Regions from separate parts of the Mus musculus genome. Here region 1 is linked to region 2. A link is a loop called in an ENCODE intact Hi-C map of the cell type or tissue named here. Cell type or tissue: left cerebral cortex. All regions are shown on one strand. Links, peaks and the distances in the headings refer to the core of each region. The heading gives the core; the rest is flanking DNA.

What was found. A loop is a pair of places that touch in the nucleus more often than their neighbours do. Peaks named below come from ENCODE experiments on the same cell type or tissue, not always from the same donor. Only the 100,000 strongest peaks of a DNase experiment are listed, where the experiment ranks them.
Region 1: it touches region 2 in a loop (2.4-fold over the local background); 1 of 42 quality-filtered maps calls a loop at or near these places.

Annotation. Positions count from the first base shown.
Region 1 is chr13:108,522,383-108,527,086 of GRCm38, forward strand. No RefSeq gene overlaps it. Among named protein-coding and RNA genes, the nearest start is that of Gm27572, 26 kb to the left of the region's middle. In left cerebral cortex, for the core only: no CTCF peak of the experiment used is centred there; DNase peaks (open chromatin) are centred at 2,179 and 2,641; H3K27ac peaks cover 1,435 bases.
Region 2 is chr13:108,444,925-108,449,628 of GRCm38, forward strand. Gm32450 (a long non-coding RNA gene) reads left to right here. Exons shown (of 6, transcript XR_873945.1): 6 at 3,739-3,973. Among named protein-coding and RNA genes, the nearest start is that of Gm32450, 10 kb to the left of the region's middle. In left cerebral cortex, for the core only: no CTCF peak of the experiment used is centred there; DNase peaks (open chromatin) are centred at 2,211 and 3,663; H3K27ac peaks cover 155 bases.

The DNA of each region.
Region 1 (4,704 bases), core at 1,159-3,658, 77 kb after region 2:
ACACTCCCCCTTCCTTTCTTCTCCTTCATTTCCTCTCCCCTCCCTTCTCCTCTCCTCTCCTCTCCTCTCCTCTCCTCTCCTCTCCTCTCCTCTCCTCTCCTCTCCTCTCCTCTCCTCCCCTCCCCTCCCCTCCCCTCCCCTCCCCTCCCCTCCCCTCCCCTCCCCTCTCCCCTCCCCTCCCCTCCCCTCCCCTCCTCTCCTCTCCTCCCTTCTACTTGAACTTTCCACTCCCATCATTTTCCTTTCCTCTGTATACCATCTTCATGATCCTAGGCTTGTTCCCTTAAAATGTCTCTTCTGTTACCTTATGGCTCTTTTTTAGTTTCCTAGCTTTTACAGATAACTTCACATCAATTATGTGAGTCTAAAATTCGGTGCTAGCATCCACATATGAGACAGAACATGAAGAATTTTTCTTCCTGTGTCTGGGGTATTTTATCATCTTATTCTGTAAACTAGGGTGTCATCATCTTGATTTAAGGCAACATTTTAACACAGTATCAGTCTTAAATACATGGTCTTAAAAAGCAGACTGTCTGGGTTTAGACCCCAGTTCTGCCACTTAGTAGCTTGTTATTCTGGAAACCTCTTTAATCTTCATGTACCTTCATGTCCTTATTAAAAAAATAGAATAATTAAGAGTACCTAAGTACTTTATGTGGAGATTAAGTAAATTAATATCCACAAAACACTTGGAATGATGTGTATCTCATATGAACTGCTTTGTAAGTGTTTGTTGTCTTGCACCACATATTATCTCAGGAATTAGGTCTTTCATTGAGTGTGTTGACTGAAGTTAATTCACCTAGTTTCAAAACCAGAAAGGATCTATTTCTCTGGGCTTTCCCACATGGATCCTGCATAGCTCTGTGTGGCTCTGTTTCAGGGAGATTACATGGAACCTTTCCTTTGTCGATTTCATCATCAAGTTGCAGATGCATCATGGTGCATGAAAGCTATTATTACTCATTGAGTAGGTAATGCAGAGTTGTTTAGGGGACACCGAGAGGTCCAGGCATAGTCTTTCTTCCATGCTCATTGGCTAAGATTACTGTTCCAATCCTCTTATTATGTTCAAAAGGATCTTGGTCCTCCCTTCTCTGGCTTATACTAACAACACTCATTTAAAATCCCTGCTTCGATATAAGAAAGAAAATAGCTAGCTTTGTATCCTTTCCTTTGTCTATATGTGTGCACATATACTTGTGTGTGTGTGTTGTAATTGTATGTGCATATGCATGCATATTTCTCTGTGTAAAAATACACACATGCTTTGGTGCTTGCATAGAAATCAAAGGACAACCTTGGATGATAGTCCTCACCTTCTACATTTTTGAGACACAGTCTTTATTTTGTAATTGTTTTTCTAGGACAGAAGCTGGAATAGCTGGCTTATGCTCTTCCCGGTAGTCTCCTGTCTCTGTTCCTTAGACAAAGGGCATTTGGCTTGCAGACAGCCATGTCACACATTTAGCTTCAACTCTGTTCTGGAAAGTCACACTCAGGTCTTCATACGGGCAGAAGTGTTTTTACCTACTGAGCCATACCACCAGATGCCCCACCCCCTGGCCTCAATAGCTTTGTTTCTAAAACTCTTGAATAAAATGAAAGACTAGGTGCCACTTAGAATAGTTACTCTTCCCCAAGTGTGAATAAGAACAAGGAGGTACCTTTTCCTTCTGTGGGAAGGTTATATTTTAGAGTAAAGTTTGATAAACTACTATGCATGGGTCAAATTCTTATCTATAATAGATATTGTATCCCTTAAGTGTATTTTAGATAGATAAGAATTTATTTCAGTCGTCTTCACTGGGGTTGGAACAAACATCCCACAGCAACACATATAGGGGAATTCAACGAGAGGCAGAATGTCAACGGGAGGTGACATTGTGTGGGAATCTTTTCTTTGGCATCTGTTGCTCTACTGCTACGGGTACATAACATCGTGTCAAGTCATATAGCATTCTGTTGCATTCTGCAGAATGTTGCCTTAGAGATGTTACCAGTGGTGGCTGATTATGCTACATAATTTTTCAAAGGAAATGTAAGTGCTTCTGTTGACTTTATTCCGTATCATCCTATTCTTTTTCTTCTCAAGCATCTTTCTGTTCTTCCCCACGCAATGCACTTCCATCAGCACTGTATTGTACATGAGCACAGTGCACATAGATGTGCATCCAGACTCCTTTGTTTTATGAAAGAGAAAGCTGCCAGAAGTTGTACTGGCAACAGCATCCTTGGTTTCCTAGCATGTAAAATAGAGGTAAAAATCCCAGCTCTGTTTTCCACCCAAGGGGAATCAATGACACGGTATACAGAAGACGGAATAGTGCATGCTGTTTCTTGTGTCTTTAACAATATTCTCAGAAAGGCCTGGTTTCTCCTCACACAGGGCTGTGTGTGTCTGTGGAATAGAATGTAAATGTACTCTGCATGAACTAAAATTGTCAGCTGTGCTGGGTGGGTTATGAGTTTTTGAGCATCGGAGAGCTGGGTGAGAGAGAGACTTTTAAGTCTGTTTTCCTCCTGTGTGCTCTCTGCTTCGTTAACATGGTAGCTGCTGCTTTCCTGGGGCACTCCTGGGAGGTATGCAAGATAAAGGAAAGATGGTAGCCTTGGAAAGGAAAGAAGGCAGTGTTTCTACCATGGCAAAAGACAGAAGAGAAGCAAATCCTGCCAGTCTATTTTAGAAGCAGTTCCTTTAAGTGAATCTGTCATGTAGCCAGTAAAGTTGTTAACTTCTTAAAGATAAAGGAAGGAATATTTCCTTTTAACAAAAATAGACTGTATTTGGTAGCGACGAGGCGTCTCCCCCGGTGATGAAGCTGGAGCAGTTCCTGAAGGGTGAGGGTAACATATGTGAATCCATTTTGTTTGTACTGAACTGCACAAAGAAAATCAACATTTTGCTCAGTTAGGACGTTCTAGCTTCTAAGAGATCACTGCTTTGAATTGTAATCGCACTAGATAACATTTTCTTGTATTCACATTGTTTCCATTTGATTTGGAAAAACCTTCCTGGGAACATTTGCTCCTCTTTGCATAAATAAATTACCATTTTAATTTAGAGAAAATGCTTCAAAATATGGTCATAAATTTGAATTTAGAGAGACCCTGACCTCTGCTTTTTAATCTCTTGGTTATTTGGGGGACTAAGCCCTGTTCTTTACCTATGTCTGTACAACAAGGTTCCCAAGTCTAGATCTTAAAATGTCAACCAGGATTGTTTGGTGTTCTACTTGTGTAAATCAAGCTGTGGTTGTTAACTGACCGTCTGAGCATGCCTTGTTTGGGGAATCCAGCACTCCATGTACTTCTGATGTCTCTCCAGCAGACTAGTCTAGGCATACTCTCAAAAATGGTGTTCAGGGTCTGTGAGCAAGCAGGACCAATTACATAAAGAGGCTAGGTGGCAACACACACACACACACACACACACACACACACACACACACACACACACACAATTTTTGGTATCACATTTGCTAGCACCCCACAGGCCAAGGGAAGGCAGATCACAGAGTCTTAGGAAAGGAGCACAAGGCTGTGAGTTGCAGCACATACACAAGGCAGATGGGATTTGAAAGCCATGAACACACACATCCAGTGTACCAAAAGCCACTTCAACTTCTTCTTTCCTTTATCTTGCATACCTCTCAGGTGCTTCCCAGGAAAGCAGCAGCTACCAAGTTAAGGAAGAGGGTAACATAGCAGACAGCACACAGAAGGAAAACAGGCTTAAAGCGTCTGTCTCTCTCTCACGCCCAGCTCCCTGACACTCACAAAGCTTCTGTTTTTCCAGTTGTCTTGTTCTATGGTATGTCTAAAGACTTGGTAAAACACAAACGAAACAAAAGAGTGAAAACCCTCTCCTCCTAGTTACTTCACACTGCCTGTTATCGATGCTTGTTGAGGGCTTAGTCTGCCATGAAATAAAAATCTTGGTTTAATGGTGGGCCCACTAAATGATATGGATTCTCTAATTCTAACATTTTTTTCTTTTCCATTCTGGCTGTACGTGATCCTGAGCTCTAGTCTATGCTAAGCAGTTCCAGCATTTAGGGGCCTATATTTGAGCAGCCTTTGGGGAGGAAATCCGTGGTTTGACTCTTGTTTTCACGTATAATTGTTTCACGTTCTTCTATCCCAAATCCCATGTTTGCATTTATTACTGCCCACTGTATGTGTCCTAGAGAAACCTCAAATGAGCATGTTGCAAAGAATTCTCATTGTCTGCCTTTTCTCGGTTGCTAACACCCTGGAATGCGAGCCTGTTGAGTGGCTTTCATACCATTTCAATCATGAATAATACAGTTGTGTAAAAATAGACAAAGTGTAGGTCTCTTAGAAGCCTACAATTTGCTCGGCCTAACTGATGTTAAACAAATGCTTGAATATGTAAATTAATGTCTGGCAGCAGTACCTGGGGTGGAGAAAATGAAGCCGTGTATAGATGGACTAGTAGTGGAGTTGAATGGAGAACGGGTACTCAGGGAAGGCTTCTGAAGTGAGGAGCAAGCGGTGAGGAGCTGGACAAAGTGTTTTCAGCAGAGGAATTAGCAGGTGCAAAGGCTGCTGGGACTTGCAATGGGAAGAAAGGTAAGAAACGTGGCGAGCAGACAACCAGGGTCTAGCTCATGCAGCGCCTTTTTGAACAGTAACATCTTTGCGCTTAGACTCTGAGTTCAGTGGCAATCTGTAGGT
Region 2 (4,704 bases), core at 1,212-3,711:
GAATCATGTAAGGAAGACATTTGCTACACTTAGTTCTTGTAGTATTCCTTTTTTTGTGGTGGTGGTAAAAACATGTAACCTAAATTTTTCATCATAATATTTGAAGTATATAATTTGGTGACATTAATTGTATGTGCAGTATTGGGCAGTTGTTACCATGCAGAAGAGATACAAAAGCTCTCTATCTCTCTATCCTCGGACCTGGGAACCTCTGATATACTCTTTATCTCAATGAATTTGCCAAAGCAGGTGTTTCACATAAGTGCACTAATATTTGTCCTTGGCTTATTTTATTTAGTGTTGTTTTCAAAACTGTTCCATGTCATAGATTATATCAGTTCTTTAGTTATTCTAACATCCGAGTGATATTCCATTGTATGTTTTTTTGTATATGCAACACTGTGTGTGTGTTTGTGTGTTTGAGTGTTTGAGTGTGTTTGAGTGTGTTTGAGTGTGTTTGTGTGTGTTTGTGTGTTTGAGTGTGTCTGTGTCTCAGCACATATGTGTTGTGCTGAGGAATGAACCTATGGCCTTTTTCAAAAGCTCTGTTATGGAGCATACACTCAGTCCTGCCTGAGTCACATGTTACTCAGATATTCTGTTTTTGTAGACACCTGGATTGCACCCACTTGTTGGTACTGTGAATAATCGTGAGACACATTAGATTTTAAAATGAGCAAAGCAGAAGTAGATGATGCAAAATAATGAAGAAATAGACACAGATGGAGGAATTTAAAAGTGATTATGGGAGAGTGATTTGTTCAATAATACATAGATAAATGCAGAAATATGGATAAGATACATAGTTCTTAGGGCAGGATTCTAGGGCTGGTCACAGGAGATCTTGAAAATAAAATATTAATTGAAAGAAATAGAAGGAGAGAGAGAGTGAGAGACAGAAAGAGAAAGGAAGAGAGGAGGGAGAGGGGGAGAAGAGGGAGGAAGGAAGGGAGGGAGGGAGGGAGGAAGAGAGGAGAGAGAGAGAGAGAGAGAGAGAGAGAGAGAGAGAGAGAGAGAGAGAGTTTTAGTTTCCCCATGATTACCAGGCATAGATATTTGTGCAGGGAGCTCTTTGAAACTTTAATGAATCAAACATGTTAAACACTGCAGTGATTTAAAAAAAACTTGTAAGAAATGAAAATCTTCTGACTTCTTTATGTGAAATTGAAATTATATTGTTGATAGAGTCTACTGAAGAGCAAATAATGCCAATAAGAAGGAAAGAAAGAAAAACCACAGATCAATGTTTCCTGATTTTATCAATGCAACGATCTCCCACAAAATGTCATCTGGCTTTTAGATTTCAGAGCATCAGCAAAAGAACAATTTCTTGTATCATTTGCGAATTTTGTGCCATTCATGGTATTGTCTCCTCAGCAGGACCAAGTCACGGGAGATTAATTTCAAAGGAAAGAATGCTTACTATTAGGAAATGTATTGAAATAATTTACAGTACTAGCATCTAAAGAGTAAAGCCACACAGACAAACCATGGTTGCAGAAAAATGGTTATTATTGGAAACATAAAGTCCGTTATTGATTAAGAAAAAAAGAAAAAAAGAACAGACCACAAACCAGAACCGAATCTATAATTTCATAATTAAAAAAAATATTTTGTCTTAAGCCAAAAGAAGCTCCCGCTGATGGGACAAATAACGGAAGCGTTCACAGCTAATGAGGAAAAACACAGCGCGTACATTGTTTAACACTGATTTAAGATTCTGGCCAATTTTCTTGTGGATAAGAGAACAAATAGTGGTAAAAAATAGACATGTATGGAAATAATATCACTGTGCTTAGAAGATTGCAGAGAATTAGCTCACTGCTAGAGCTATAGCAAGAGAACAGAGCAGGGTGCCTAGATGCAAAAAATAAAAAATTAATACATGGAGACCCCCCCCCCCCCAGTCCATGGTATGACACAATAAAGATTCACGTGGCCAGGAAGCTGATGCTGATACTCACATGGGAGAATGAAAATCGCCAGGAAGAAGTTTTATTCATAGCATCAGTGAGAAATGTTAGAGGGTTAAACTGTTACCTGATGCTGGTGCAGTGAGCTATTTCAAATCAAAGAAGACACCATTCACTGTCTTTGGAATCTGCATCAGATGGGTTGTCACATACAAATTTTACATGAACAACCGGCACATCTACTGTTATGCATGGGGCAGGCAGGCAGCTTGAGAAGTTCTCAGGGGACCAATCTCAGCGAGCCTGGAAGATGAGCAGGCAGTGCTTTCGTCATTGTAGTCTCTTGTCTAACTGGCAGACTTTGTAACACTCATGGTGTTGTCTCTTTAAAAAAGCAGTTTGCCATTTTTAATTTTATGAATCCAGCTTAAGATATAGAGACAAGGTTTAAAAAAAAAAACAACAAACAGAACCAAAACCCAAAGATACCAGCGGTGAGTGTAGAATGGTTTACTTGAATTGCAGCAGGGACCCCCCCCCCCCCAACCCCCGAGCTTAGCTGTGTGCTTAGAAGCTCCCAGGGATGAAATACCTTAGGAAGACAAGGAACTCTTATAGAAGGCAAAGAACTCTCAGGCATCAGCTTTTTACCTATTCCCAAGGTTTGACCCTGTGTGAGGCACTTTCTCCCTGCAGTGGAGGGGGCAGGAGCGGTTGGAGCTGGAAGCTTTAACCATTTCAGTTCCACTAGGCTGGAGCTGATGCTTTCCTGATGAAATCTAAGAGGTTGCCAACCAACATGCTGTTTGAGCGAATGCTTGAAGATACAGCTGCATGGAAATTCCCTTAGAAAAGGTATAGAAAAAAAATATAGCCAACATCAGAAACTATCAGGGGCCTGCAGATCACTACATATGAGTTGCTAGAATGGCTACCACATAAAACCAGGTAAGTGGTAGCAAATGTGGGCAAGGATACAGAGAAGAGTGAATCCTTGTATGCTATTGATGGGTAGGCTGATTGTTCATAAAGAAATGACCATTCAAACTACATGAGCCAGCAGCCTCTCTATCAAGTCATACATGCAATCAGTCGCTGCCCATGAGACTGATGCCTTCATGGCCACCACAGCATCACTCATCATAGGCAATAATCAAAGAAACTCAAATTCTGAATATATAAAAACAGTAGGAAAATGGGGAAAATGGAAAGACAAGGGACCGAAGAGTACAACTTTGAGTCTTGTGGAGGAAGAAAATGTAGCCAGTGTGCAGCATAAAGACTAGAGTTAATAGCCTTACTTTATATCAGAAATTTGCCAAGAGAGATTTTATGTATTTTTACCAACACACACACACATACACACACACACACACACACACACACACACACACACACACACAGGCACACTGTTGTGAGATGGAGGGGTATATCAATTTACTTGGTTGTAGCAATCATTTTACTATGTATATATGAGTCAAAAAACCATTTTGTATACATACAATAAAAAGAAAATAAATGGCAAATCCCTATTCCTTTTTGGAGATAGATTCTCTCTCCATCCCCCTTATATGTAGAAACCCTGGAGTTGCCTGGCCTACTCCCAGTCTGTTTCCCAGGTTTTCAGGATACTTTCTTCAGTGAGAACAGCTTGGTTTATTGGTTAGCATGGGCAATATCACAAGTGTTTAACTTCTGTTTCAGAAGGCAAACACGGATGTGTTTACATTGCCCTTTACGAGTTTTCCCACTGGCAAAGCCTTTGGCACGGAACAGGAGAAATGCTAAACAGAATAAATTCCAGCCCGAAGTTCCTTTTCCGCAGATGCCTTTCGGGAAAAATTCTATGAAGTCTGATGACCTTGGAAACCACAGTCGTCATCGAGCAAAGTCCTCCAGGAGCATAGGTCGGTAGTGGGTCCCAAAGTCCCTATTTATGCTTGGAAGAGGAGTGCAGTAGGTAAGATTCTACCTTACAAAATGCGCTGTCACAATCCCTGAATCATTTACATTTCATATGTTACCCCCTTTTGCGGTTTCCCCTCCACAAACCCCCATCCCCTCCCCCTCCCCCTGCTCTATGAGGGTGCTCCTCCACTTTGTTTTAATCACTAAGCCAAAACGACTAGGTCTCACTTCTAAAATGGGTGGTCTTGATTATAAATAAAAATTTGCTAAGGTAAAAATACTGCAGCTGGATTTTGCTTTTAAACATGTGTATATATATGTGTGTGTGTGTGTGTGTGTGTGTGTATACACCACACACACACACACACACACAATATTTAACCTCTAGTAGCAAGAGGTGCAGAGATAAGAAATCCGACAGAGTTAATTTATCAGGCACTATATATAACAGCAGGAAAGCTTCACTTCCAAAAGTATTTTACTTAGGCATCTTTCTTGTTGAAATCTTAAAAGCTGCCCACGTCATTTGATTCCCCACAGCAGGTTATTTCAAGCTCAAGCTGCCGTGTCTCTCCCCTCCCCTGGATCTTCTCTCCATCAGTGAGGTTTGAGCTCCTCTCCTTTGCCAACTAGACGTGTTTAAAAGAAAGTCACTTGAGTCTTATGCTGTCCCTTGGTAAAATTAGGGACATGGAGTAAGAAGGGACCGGTCCACTTGGAGTCCCGGAGTAACGGGGCTCACAGATTCTGAAGTTAATCAGCAGCTAAACGTGACATTGAGAGTAACCTGAGCCAGGCTGTTCTCCCCACCCCTGAGGGACAAGGAGCTGTGGTGAGCAAGCACATTCAGTGCTCACATTGTTACCACATGATCAGGGGAAGA